Regions from separate parts of the Homo sapiens genome. Here region 1 is linked to region 2. The links are chromatin contacts, found by Hi-C or POLR2A ChIA-PET in ENCODE. All regions are on one chromosome and are shown on one strand. Each heading gives the region's core, a stretch centred on a gene start or an enhancer-like site at or near the end of the contact. The rest is flanking DNA. Distances are from core to core; before and after follow the strand shown.

The links. Hi-C counts contacts between places; a loop is a spot of excess contacts on that map. ChIA-PET counts read pairs that join two places held with the same protein, here RNA polymerase II (POLR2A). Pooled maps may share reads with other maps.
Region 1: a loop to region 2 is called in a map of mammary epithelial cell, with 8 times the contacts of the local background. The contact joins two enhancer-like sites. A Hi-C loop is called at or near these places in 1 of 168 maps with a recorded cell type or tissue (mammary epithelial cell), 1 of 37 single-sample maps with no recorded cell type and 2 of 50 pooled maps. POLR2A ChIA-PET finds 5 or more read pairs at or near these places in 4 of 52 experiments (OCI-LY7, PC-3, T-cell and 1 more).

Annotation. Positions count from the first base shown.
Region 1 is chr7:768,021-774,605 of GRCh38, forward strand. It overlaps DNAAF5 (dynein axonemal assembly factor 5), which reads left to right. Exons shown (of 13, transcript NM_017802.4): 9 at 2,451-2,598; 10 at 6,028-6,178. Among named protein-coding and RNA genes, the nearest start is that of PRKAR1B, 44 kb to the left of the region's middle. RefSeq lists enhancers at 1-684, 134-661. Within about 2 kb of position 3,376, at least 23 of the 41 ENCODE cell types and tissues checked have a DNase peak (open chromatin) inside an H3K27ac peak, as active enhancers do.
Region 2 is chr7:452,215-458,254 of GRCh38, forward strand. No RefSeq gene overlaps it. Among named protein-coding and RNA genes, the nearest start is that of PDGFA, 65 kb to the right of the region's middle. RefSeq lists an enhancer at 132-451. Within about 2 kb of position 3,582, at least 2 of the 41 ENCODE cell types and tissues checked have a DNase peak (open chromatin) inside an H3K27ac peak, as active enhancers do.

The DNA of each region.
Region 1 (6,585 bases), core at 2,126-4,625, 320 kb after region 2:
GCGAGCAGGAGCTGGCGCTGGGAGGGCAGACACGTGGTCCGGGCGGAAGTGTCCGTGCAGCGAGCGGGAGCTCGCGCTGGGAGCGGAGACAGGTGATCTGGGCGGAAGTGTCCATGCTGCGAGCGCTCGCGGCTGGGAGCGCAGACACGTGGTCCAGGCGGAAGTGTCCATGCTGCAGCAGGAGCTCGCACTGGGAGGGGAGACACGTGATCAGGGCGGAAGTGTCCGTGCTGCGAGGAGGAGCTAGCGCTGGGAGGGGAGACACGTGGTCTGGGCGGAAGTGTCCGTGCTGCGAGCAGGAGCTCTCGCTGGGAGGGCAGACACGTGATCCTGGCGGAAGTGTCTGTGCTGTGAGCCGCAGCTCACACTGGGAGGGAAGACACGTGGTCCGGGCGGAAGTGTCTGTGCTGCGAGTGGGCGCTCCGGCTGGGAGGGCAGACACGTGGTCCGGGCGGAAGTGTCCGTGCAGCGAGCAGGAGCTCGCGCTGGGAGGGCAGACAAGTGGTCCAGTGGAAGTGTCCGTGCTGCAAGCAGGAGCGCTAGTGCTGGGAGGGCAGACACGTGGCCCAGGCGGAAGTGTCCACGCCTACCTCGAGCAGGAGCGCTCATGCTGGGAAGGCAGATGGGTGGCCCGGGCAGAAGTGTCCGTGCTGCAAGCAGGAGCGCTCATGCTGGGAAGGCAGACACGTGGCCCAGGCGTCAGGTTTGAACATTCTTGACAGCAAGTGGCTCACCCGTCAGCGTGCTTCTTTTTCCCATCCCAGGAGTTGGACTTGACCTGTGGACATTTGGCTGTTTTCTTTTTGTTTTTAAGCCAGAAACACTGTCTTGTTTCCAGTTTAAGATGTAGAGAGGGTGAAACAGTCAGAAACTGGGTCAGAAGCAGCGTGGTTCTCGTGGCAGGGCGGCACTTGGCCCAAGACTCGTGCTCTGGCGGGAGGCTCAAGTCAGGCGTCCCAGCAGCTTCGGTGCAACGCCTCCTGCCCGGCTGCGTGGGGAGGCCCTCCAAGACACCAGCTGGTCTCACCGCGAGGCCTGACTTCGAGCCAGAGCAGCGAGTACATTGCGTCTCCGTGTGGCAAGGGCAGGTGCGGGGGTCTCAGTCCACTACCGAGCAGCCTGCTCTGATGACTGGCGGCGCCAGGGAGAAGGCTCACATCGCGAGGTCCCCAGCAACGGCTCAAGGTGACTCACAGTTGCTTGGATAAGCCAGTGGACGCTCCCTCTACACTGGCCCGGGGCCAGAGCGCCTCCTTCTGCGGCCCCAACCCAGTCCCCACCCTGAGCCTTCAGCTCCTGGGCCTGCAGGCTGAGCCTGGCAGGAGACGCTGCAGGGACTCTCAGAGCTGTCCTTGCCCTGTCATTCATGGAGACTTACAGGGAGGCGGGGCGGCCCTACTGCAGTGGGGACCCCTTGGGGCGTAGGATGCACAGTGCAGGCGCCCAAGCCTCGCGCCCACCGGAGAGCAGCCACGGTGCAGGAGCTTGGCCCTGAGTGTGGGCGGGGTGAGGGCTGCAACGCTGAGAAGCAGATATTAAAGAAGTTCTTTCACTGAAACAATTGATTTTGGTCGTTGTTTCAACTATTGCTTGACTTTAATTTTTCAAAAAAATTTAGAAAAGTTTAAGAAAAATGGAAGGTTGTTTTGTTTTTGAGATGGAGTTTTGCTCTTGGTGCCCAGGCTGGAGTGCAATAGTGCGATCTCAGCTCACCGCAACTTCCGCCTCACGGGTTCAAGCAGTCAAGCAGCTGGGATTACAGGCGCCCACCACCACGCCCAGCTAATTTTGTATTTTTAGTAGAGATGGGATTTTTCTCCATGTTGGTCAGGCTGGTCTCGAACTCCCGACCTCAGGTGACCTCAGGTCACCCATCTTGGCTTTCCAAAGTGCTGGAATTATAGGCGTGAGCCACCACGTCCAGGTTTTGTTTTTGTTTTTGTTTTTTTGAGACATAGTCTCACTTTGTCACCCAGGCTGGAGTGCAGTGGCACGATCTCGGCTCACTGCAACCTCCACCTCCCAGGTTCAAGTGATTCTCCTGCCTCAGCCTCCCAAGTAGATGGGACTACAGGTATATGCCACCATGCTAGGGTAATTTTTGTATTTTTAGTGGAGATGGGGTTTCACCATGTTGACCAGGCTGGTCTCAAACTCTGGACCTCAGGTGATCCTCCCTCCTTGGCCTCCCAAAGTGCTGGGATTATAGGCATGAGCCACCATGCCTGACCAAATAGGTTTTCATATGGAAAAACGTGATTTTGGGGGGTTAAAATTTTCTGCTGCTTTTCTGTGATAATCACCTTACTGATTGAGAAAGAGGAAGCGGGGAGGTGGTGGCCGATAGTGCCCTCTCCCAGGTGGGAGCGCCTGAGCCTGGGCCTGTGCTGGATGGGGCCTCCTCCCGTCTCCTGAGGGCCGTGCACAGGAGCCTCTGTTGTGTCTTACAGGCCCTGCCCTGGGAGAAGCCCTGCCACACGTCGTGCCCACGCTGAGGGCCTGTCTGCAGCCCTCCCAAGACCCGCAGATGCGCCTGAAGCTGTTCTCCATCCTGTCCACCGTGCTGCTCAGAGCCACGGACACCATCAACTCCCAGGGGTAGGTCCGGGCTCTGCCTCTGCACGGCCCCCAGCTGGGGCCTGGGCCAGGGGTCCCCATCTCCCTCCCCAACAGCTCACTGAGCAAGGGGGTTCCCACCTCCTTCCCCAACACTGCACTGCGCAAGGGGTTCCCCATCTCCCTCCCCCACACTGAGTCAAAGGTGGGCCGGGGGTCCCCACCTCCCTCCCCCACGCCGAGTCTAAGGTGGGCCGGGGGTCCCCACCTCCCTCCCCCACAGCACTCTGGGTGAGGGTTCCCCACACCAAGTCTGAGGTGGGCGTGTGCAGTGACCCCTGAGCTTAACTGGCCTGGAAGCAGCTAGTCCATCCTCACTGGGTAAACACAAGCTCTCGGCAGGGAATGCACAGAGAAGCACTAAGTCAAAGTCATCTCCGTGTGGTCATTAAAATTCCAGTGAATGAAAAAGTTTTAGGGAACATTAACTGTTAATGGCTTATGTATTAGCTGTTCTCTGTTTTAAAAGCCTTTGGGCACTTTTCAAACCTAACAAACAACTGATTGAATTTCTATTGATGGTCAAAGTGGTAAAAATACCTCTTTGTTATCTAAGACAACTTTTAGGTGGCATTAAGACCCCGAGGGTCTAGGGCCTCCAGGTGTACGGCTTTGAAGTAAGGGCAAGAAGCATGGGTGCCCTCTAGGAGCACTGGGAGGGACAGTGGAGGAAGAGGCCCCGCCCGGGTGCCACTGCTGAGGCAGCTCTTAGGGCCCTGCCACTTACTTTGCTCAGAGCAAAAGGTGCCGTCAGCTGGGTCCTACCCCCGCCTGTGCGGCTGGATCTGGGCTGCGTCAGCACCGGGACCCGCCCCAGCAGCACATCTGTCAAAGCGGAAAGCAGTTCACACACCAGAGCCTCATGTGGAAAGAGTCCAGGCGCTCAGACTTTTCTCCTTCATGACCCTCATCTCTGCTCTCGGGCCTCAGCCCGCCTGTCGTACTGCAGGAAATTTTGTTTCCTGCTTGTCTTCAAAGACTTCAGGGCTTAGAACGGACCATAGAAAGATATGAACCGAGAGCCGTGGCAGCTGTCCAGCTTGCAGGCTGATATTTGTGTAGATGCCATGCAGATAACACAGCAGGGTCCAGGCCCTTCCCTCTGGAACTCACACTCGGCTGTATTTTGGGAGGAACCGCTGGGCAGGTTCTGCCCAGGAACAGTTAACTCTGCAGAGCACAGTTTCCACATCTGGGCTGAGTTCCCAAAGAAAGTGCGCCTAACAACGTCTTGTGGAAGGCGGTTGGCGTCAAGAGAAGTAAAGTGTTCAGATGGCAGTGATTTTAATGAACTTACTAGCTATTTTAATAGGAAAGATTTTTTTTTTTATCCGTTTGGTTTTTATTTTTAGAATCATGAAATAGCAAGTTGGCTCTGCTGAAGTAGAAATGGTGGGCGGGGAGTCGCCACTGACCATCGTCTGCGCAGAGCACCTTCCTGCTGACCGCAGCTGTGAGCGCCGGCTGTACGCAGGTCCCTGCTGTGCGGGTGCCCAAGAGGGCTGAGGGCTGCGTCTGCCATGGTGTCTCCACCTTGGACACCATGAATCATGAGAGGTTCTCAGGGCTGCCTCCCACAGGCTTTCTGTGTCTTACCTGGGACACTCGGGACTAGTTGTGTTTAGGTTTTCTTAAAATTCTGTAGTAATTGCATTGTAGAGCATCCCTAATCCGAACTTCAGAAATCCAAAATGCTCCAGTGAGTATTTCATTTGAGCATCATGTCAGTGCTCAGATATGGTCAGACCCTGGAGCACTTTGCATTCTGAAGTGAAGGATGCTCAGCCTGCGTCTGACAGAAGCTCCAGAGAAGTGGCTGCGAGTTCAGGGCAAGAGGCTCCTGGCTTTGAGGCTGCACCGTTTCTGGAAGTCAAGCCCCACAGTGGACCTCGAGTCCCTCTGTGAATAGGAATGTGCTCGGGCAGGGAACCCGGAGCACCAGCCGCTGGGCCCCTCGTTCCCCGGCTCTGCAGCGTCTTCGGGTCCTGTGGGTCTGGCTGTGCCCAGCCCTGCTGCCCGTGGACTATAGTGTCTTGGGGTCCTGCAGGCCTGGCTGTACCCGGCCCCAGTGCATGGTGGCAAGTGCCTGTGATCCCAGCTACTCAGGAGGCTGAGGCAGGAGAATCACTTGAACCTGGGAGGCAGAGGTTGCAGTGAGCGGAGATTGCGCCATTTCACTCCAGCCTGGGCAGCAAGAGCGAGACTTTGTCTCAAAAAAAAGGAACGTGCCTCATTCAGTGGTTCGATGGTGGTTCTGATCAATGCCCAGAAGTTCTGATGGAGCTTCTGTCAGACACAGGCTGAGTATCCTTCACCCCAAAATTAAAAAAAAAAAAAAAAAAATTTAAAAAAACCTAAGCACTCCTAGGTGGCGCCCGTGTGGCACGCCTGGCCCACACTTGGACCCCACACCCTGAAGGCCAGGACTTCCAGGCCATTTCATGTGGTGACCATGGAGCAGGCGCTGGGTTCGTTCATTCCAGAGAGCCCTCTTGCAAGTCACGGTGCCGAAAATGGCAGCTCTGCTTAAAAACGAACCCACGCCAGAAACCTCGCGGAATGCGTGTAAATCACACCACACCAACGTCACTTTCCACATCTGCTCATCTACCTGGCTGGTCCCAACATGGCCCCTGCCAGGAGCAAGCCGGTGGCGCCTCCAGAAGAGGAAGGGACGCTGTGCAGGCTTCACGGACGCTGGAGGGCTGCGGGCTGTGGAGCTGGTCTTGGAGACCAGAGCCACCTTTGAAACATACCGTGGTGTTGGGATGTCACTAATGAGTGTGTCATTTTGCTTTGAGTTTGTCTTGGTGGCACTTTGACCTGACTGGTCACCATCAGGACGAAGTCGCCGACAGGGTGGGAACTGCCCGTCTCTCTGAGCTGTGGCCCTTGGGTCCCCGGACCGCGCCTGTGGCCCTCCCATCCCGCCTCTGTGAAGCCGCAGCGACTGTCCTTGCTGGACAGAGGGTTCTGTGGCTGGAGAGACTTGGCCTTTTTCTGGGGGAGGGATGCAGATGGGAAAGGGGCTCACTGGGTGCTGCCGACACCACCGCACCTGCCCTAGCCCAGGCGTCACTCAGGCCTCCTTTTGAAGCTAGGAGCGGCGAGGGGCTGAAAGTGCACCCTCGGCCCAGGGCCTCTGGCTCGCCTCTGGAGAACAGGACCTACGCGGGCCGCAGGAGAGGCCAGGGGCACAGGCACCCCTGTCTCCCCGGTAGGGTTGGGCCTGGAGGAACCTCCCAATTCGCACTGAGAAGCAGCTCCTGAGAGGAGGAGGGGCCTCGTGTTTTGGGGTCGAGTTCGTTTTCCTGTTTGGCTCCCCCCTCAGCCCCATTCATCCCTAGTCTGAAACGTTTCTTCCGAGCACCTGTCCGGTCTCCTCATCCACCCTCTCCGTTCCGGTTCCAGGCAGTTTCCCAGCTACCTCGAGACGGTGACAAAGGACATCCTGGCCCCCAATCTGCAGTGGCATGCGGGGAGGACAGCCGCGGCCATCCGCACGGCTGCCGTGTCCTGCCTCTGGGCGCTCACCAGCAGCGAGGTCCTGTCGGCAGAGCAGGTACGGGGCTCCCTGCGTGCTCGGTGGACACCGGCCGGGGACTGCGCAGGCTTCCTGGCGCCCGGCAGAGCTCCCGCAGCAGGAACTTGGGCAGGCAGCAGCTGCACCTCCACCTGGGGCCCGTACCCCAAGAGGCTCTCCCCACACTGGCGGCGGAAGGGCAGGAGCCGGCGGCCGGGCTGCGGTTCAGACAGCAGGCGGGAGAGCGGGAGCCAGGCCGCGGGCCCAGCCAGCCCGGTCGTGCTGCGGGTTTTGCAGCCGCTCATGAGCGTGCGGTTTCTCGGTTTCCGGCCCAATGCTGGCTGCAAGACCAGGAGTCGAATCCCAGGATCCAGGCCAGAGGACGGGCCTGGGCTTTCCGCATCGTTTCTATGAACACCTCCGGCTGGTACCAGGTGTCAGAAAAC
Region 2 (6,040 bases), core at 2,332-4,831:
TGCCCAGAAACCACACCAGGCCAAGGACAGAGGGCAACGGCTCCGGGGCCTTTGAAGCCCACGGGAGACTTGAAGAAACGTCCGGAAGACCAGGCTCTGCTGTGGGCCAGCCCCCGGAGCCATGTGTGAGAATCGCTCGGGGAAGGAGCGTGTGAAGCAGAGGGGAGGGGAGGGAGGGACGCAGCCCTGCGCACTCTGAAACCCGGCTTCTGGCCTCCGACGGGGGAGAGTGCATTCCTGTGGCTCCCGGCCCCACGCCCCAGGGAGGGAGGGACCATCCTCACTCTTGGCAGCCAGGACCCCGAATGCAGAGCTTCCAGGACTTGTCCCAGGCCACGCAGCCACCCCGAGGCAGCCGGGACGCAGAGCCTGGCCCCAGCCCCAGCTCCGCGGTGCACAGTATGGCCTCAGACAGCGGCCTCACGCCTCTGCACCTCAGTGTTTGCACCTGTAAAACGGGACTGGTCCTCAGCCTCCACCTCGAAGGGTTGTGTGGGGTTGCATGGAATTCGCCAAGGGAGCGAAGAGTCTGCGGAGATCACCGCTAATATCCCCAGGGCCTGAGCCAGGAGGGTCCACACCCTGAGGCCACTCAGGCCCCATCAAGGGTCAGCAAGAGGGAGGAAGCCTGGCAGCTCCGTCCACCCCCTCGGTCCTTCCTTGCTGAGCCAGCCCTCCCTGGGTCCCAGAAAGACGACGGGGGTGTCAGAGGTCCCTCCTGCAGGCCGGCCCAGGGCCCCAGCGAGCTGGGGGTTGGAGGGGAATTCCCATCCGCAGGGAGGCACCGGGGCTTCAGGAAATGCCTGGGCAGAGGGAACAGGGCAGGCCAGGCGGGGGTCCGTGCTCTCACCCCTCTCCAGGTGTGCTTCTGGCTGTGGCTTGGAAACATGAGGACCTGAAGAGGGGCTGGGGCCCAGGTGGGCACCATTGCGTAGAGAAGCTGCGTTTGAGGCACGCAGGGGAAGCCCCAGCCCCCTGAAGAGGAGGAGCCTCCACGGCCAGCACAGGCCGTGGTCCCTGGAGACACTGTGGGAGCCGGTGCCTCAGGCCTGGACAAGTGCCATGGGTTGGGGGGGGCGCCCGCACCAGCCATGCTCTCCTGGCAGGATGGGGTGGCTCAGGCATCCCCATGCTCTGGGTAGAAGGTCTTCCTGCCACACTGAGGCCGGCCAGCACCCTCTGCCCCTGCGCCGTGTCCACCATTGTCTGGCTGGAGCCCTGGGGAAAGGCCCCAGAGGCCTGGACTGTCCAGACCCACAGGCACAAAGCGAACTCAGGAGCAGCCCAAACCCGGAAGGAACCTGCTTTCATTCCAGCAGACACGGGCTCCGTGTGTCACGTTCAATGATAACACCTGATTGTTGATCACTGTGTCTAATGCCAGACATCGTTCTAAGGGTTTGTATCTATGAACACACTCACAGGGACCTTGAAAGAGGTTCTGTGATCTCCCCATTTCACAGATAAGAGAAATCGAGGACAGGGAGATGTACGCAGCGTCCCCAAGGTCGTGCAGCTGGTAAGGAAAGGCCCGGAATCCAACCCCGGGCAGCCCGCGCCTTCCGCCCACGTTAGGCTCCCCCACTGTTAAAATTGCACGTTTTTATTGTATGGTTTGGTCTGTTTTCATTTTGAGTTGGTTATGGAAGGCGAGGGCCTGGGGGCGGGTGGGCTAGGCACATACTCCAGGGGCCTCTGAGGTCCTGACCCAGCAGCAGGACCAGGAACCACGTCGATTCTCCAGCATCTTCCCATGGATGGGCACTCCCGGCCGGCATTGCTGTTCCCTGGAGTCAAATGATGCTTGTCCTGCATCTCCAGGCCCCACAGGTGGACGGGCCCTCCTGGGCAGCATTGCTCTTCCCTGGAGTAAAACGATGCTTGTCTTGCATCTACACGCCCCGGAGGCAAGGGCTCCTCAGGCTCTTGTGGGGAGGAAGAGGAGAATGCCACCCCCTCAGCACCCCCACCCAGCACAGGAACGCCCACCACCCTCGTGGTCCTGACGCCACTGTCCTGAGCTGCTGTGACAGGTCTGGGGAGACCCCTGGATCCTCCAGCCCTCCCCCCCCGGGTGGCGAGGGGTCTCTTGCCCACAACAGCTGAGTAAACAAGCCCAGGTTGGGCAAGAGACTCCCCAAGTGGGTGGCAGAGCCTGGTTCTGACTCTATGCAGACTCCAAGTCAGAATTCTCTCCAGGGGTCCACACGGCCACCTGAGGAAGGGGTAACAATTCCTGCACCTGACTGGGCTTTGGGCCTGCGGAGCCGATGAAGTGGGAGCTCACCAGCTGGGGTGGCCAGACCCCCACCTACATGCACGGGTCCCTCTACAGCCCTTCTTGTCACAGCTGCAGGCAGGCCTCAGTTTCCCTGTCTGTAAGAGGGAGGCGGACGTCCTGGGCAGGGTGTCCATTCCCAGGGGCTGCCCTGGGACACAGCAGCACCAGGCATCTCCCCCTGGACAGCACCCGCAGCACCCACAAAAATCTGCCGGGGGCCACCGAGCCGGGGCCGCACAGCCAGAGCAAGGAGGCCTTCCTGGTGGAGGGGGCTCGTCACCTGGCCCTCAGTGAGGTGTGGGTCTGCCGGCGTCTATCCTGAGTCCGTCCGAGCGCCGGCGTCTATCCAGAGTCCATCCGAGCGCCGGCGTCTGTCCGGAGTCCTTCGAGCGCCCGCGTCTGTCCGGAGTCCGTCCGAGCGCCCGCGTCTGTCCTGAGTCGGTCCGAGCGCCCGCGTCTGTCCTGAGTCCGTCCGAGCGCCGGCGTCTGTCCTGAGTCCGTCCGAGCGCTGGCGTCTGTCCTGACTGCATCGGAGCGCCGGCGTCTGTCCTGAGTCCGTCCGAGCACCGAGGTTACAGCCCCTGTGCTGGGGCAGAACAGCATGTCCGTTGGGCTGCAGATGGGACGGTGCCCTGGGGACCCAGGAGGGGTGGACGCCTCCACCAGGGCCTTCTCCACTGGCCCAGCCTGGGCAAGACGCGGGCCCAGGTCAGCATCCACCCTGTCCCCCGTGTGTCCTCGGGGGCCCAGTCAGCCAAGCTCTGCCTCTCCTGACCTCCACCGGCCCATGCAGGCCTCGCCCGGACAGGTGGGAAGCTCAGAAGTCAGGAGCAGTCTGAGCCCAGAGTCAGGTTCCCGCCCTGGAGCATCGCTGGGGCCCATCTCCACGTGGATACAACGGGGCAGCATCCACCTGAACCCGAGGCCATGGGCAGCTTCACAACACAGAGTTCCCACAGTGCCTGGCCCTTCCCTCCTCCCTGTGCCAGGCCTGGGCTGGACGCAGGACGTGGGGACGGCTGTGTCCGTGTCCCCGGGGAGCACAGGGGCCACTGTGAGTATCACATGCAGTCGCTACTCCCCGCTGAGCCTCCGTTTCCCCACCTCTGAGTGGGGCTCCCTCTGCCCCCCGCCCCCACGCTCACACGTGCACAGACGGGCTGGGGTCTGAGGGTGACCTTGCTTCCCCGTGGGCTCCCCCGGAAGGGGCCTTTTCCCTGGGCTGCCCGCCCGCCCGGCCGCCCACATGCCCACCAGGCAGCCGTAGGGACACTTCCTGGCCACCCGCCAGCTCCCCGACTCGCCTATGGTGATTGCTGGCGCCCGGCCAGCCGCTGTCACTGGCCCCGGGGGCCCCTCAGCATTCTTGGCTTTTGTTTCCGATGACGCTGGGTCCACTGGGAAGGGAGAGACCAGACCAGGAGGGGGTTCAGGGAGAGCCAGCGATGCGACGGCAGGACCCCCAGGCCTCCCACCCCAACGCCGGGACCCCCAGGCCTCCCACCCCAATGCCAGGACCCCAGATCTCCCACCCCAGACCTCCCACTCCAACACTGGGACCCCTGGGCCTCCCACCCCAATGCCGGGACCCCCAGATCTCCCACTCCGGACCTCCCACTCCAACGCTGGGACCCCCAGGCCTCCCACCCCAACGCCAGGACCCCAGATCTCCCACCCCAGACCTCCCACTCCAACACTGGGACCCCCAGGCCTCCCACCCCAACGCCGGGACCCCCAGGTCTCCCACTCCGGACCTCCCACTCCAACGCTGGGACCCCCAGGCCTCCCACCCCAACGCCAGGACCCCAGATCTCCCACCCCAGACCTCCCACTCCAACACTGGGACCCCCAGGCCTCCCACCCCAACGCCAGGACCCCAGATCTCCCACTCCGGACCTCCCACTCCAACGCTGGGACCCCCAGGCCTCCCACCCCAACGCCAGGACCCCAGATCTCCCACCCCAGACCTCCCACTCCAACACTGGGACCCCTGGGCCTCCCACCCCAATGCCGGGACCCCCAGATCTCCCACCCTGGACCTCCTACTCCAACACTGGGACCCCCAGGCCTCCCACCCCAACGCCAGGACCCCAGATCTCCCACCCCAGGCCTCCCACTCCAACGCTGGGACCCCTGGGCCTCCCACCCCAACGCCAGGACCCCAGATCTCCCACCCCAGGCCTCCCACTCCAACACTGGGACCCCCAGGCCTCCCACCCCAACGCCAGGACCCCAGATCTCCCACCCCAGGCCTCCCACTCCAACGCTGGGACCCCCAGGCCTCCCACCCCAACGCCAGGACCCCAGATCTCCCACCCCAGACCTCCCACTCCAACACTGGGACCCCCAGGCCTCCCACCCCAACGCCAGGACCCCAGATCTCCCACCCCAGACCTCCCACTCCAACACTGGGACCCCCAGGCCTCCCACTCCAACGCCGGGACCCCCAGGCCTCCCACCCCAACGCCAGGACCCCCAGATCTCCCACCCTGGACCTCCTACTCCAACGCTGGGACCCCCGGGCCTCCCACCCCAATGCCAGGACCCCAGATCTCCCACCCCAGACCTCCCACTCCAACACTGGGACCCCTGGGCCTCCCACCCCAACGCCGGGACCCCCAGGTCTCCCACCCCGGACCTCCCACTCCAACGCTGGGACCCCCAGGCCTCCCACCCCAACGCCAGGACCCCCGGGCCTCCCACCCCAATGCCAGGACCCCCAGGCCTCCCACCCCAATGCCGGGACCCCAGATCTCCCACCCCAGACCTCCCACTCCAACACTGGGACCCCCGGGCCTCCCACCCCAACGCCGGGACCCCCAGGTCTCCCACCCCGGACCTCCCACTCCAACGCTGGGACCCCCAGGCCTCCCACCCCAACACCAGGACCCCTGGGCCTCCCATCCCAATGCCAGGACCCCCAGGTCTCCCACCCCAATGCCGGGACCCCCAGGTCTCCCACCCCGGACCTCCCACTCCAACGCTGGGACCCCCAGGCCTCCCACCCCAACACCAGGACCCCTGGGCCTCCCATCCCAATGCCAGGACCCCCAGGTCTCCCACCCCAATGCCGGGACCCCCAGATCTCCCCTCCAGACCTCCCACCCCAACGCCGGGACCCCTAGATCTCCCACCCTGGACCTCCCACTCCAATGCTGGGACCCCCGGGCCTCCCACCCCAATGCCAGGACCCCCGGGCCTCCCACCCCAATGCCGGGACCCCCAGATCTCCCACCCCAGACCTCCCACTCCAACGCTGGGACCCCCCAGGCCTCTGGGGCCCACAGAGGAGGGGTGGCAGTGAGGGTGGGGGGCTGTGTTGATGTGCGACTTCCAGTGTGGGATGGGAGTCGTCTCCCTGAAGAGGAAGAGGGAGCACAAGGGGCCTTGGGTGCTGCTGGCGCTCCCGAGCTGAAGGCGGGCAGAATGGACTCAGCACCAGGCCTCGGGTGAGGGGCTGGGGACAGCAGTGAGGCCTTGTCCTCCCGCAGACTCCCAGGGGTGTGAGGGTGAGGTCGAGAGGGCCACAGGTCAGGGTCTGACCCTGCCCCACGGGGACATCGCTGCCTGTACGGCCCTCCCCTAGGCCCCACTGTCCACGGGGGCCCCTCTGGGTTAAGAGCAGCGACAACTGTTCCTATTCATACCGCCTGGCCTCAGGTCCACGGCTGCGGCCACAGAGCCCATCCAGGAATTCTGCTGCTCTCAGTTTACATTTAAAATAAATGTTTCCTTAACTCGCATCTCATGGCCGGCGGT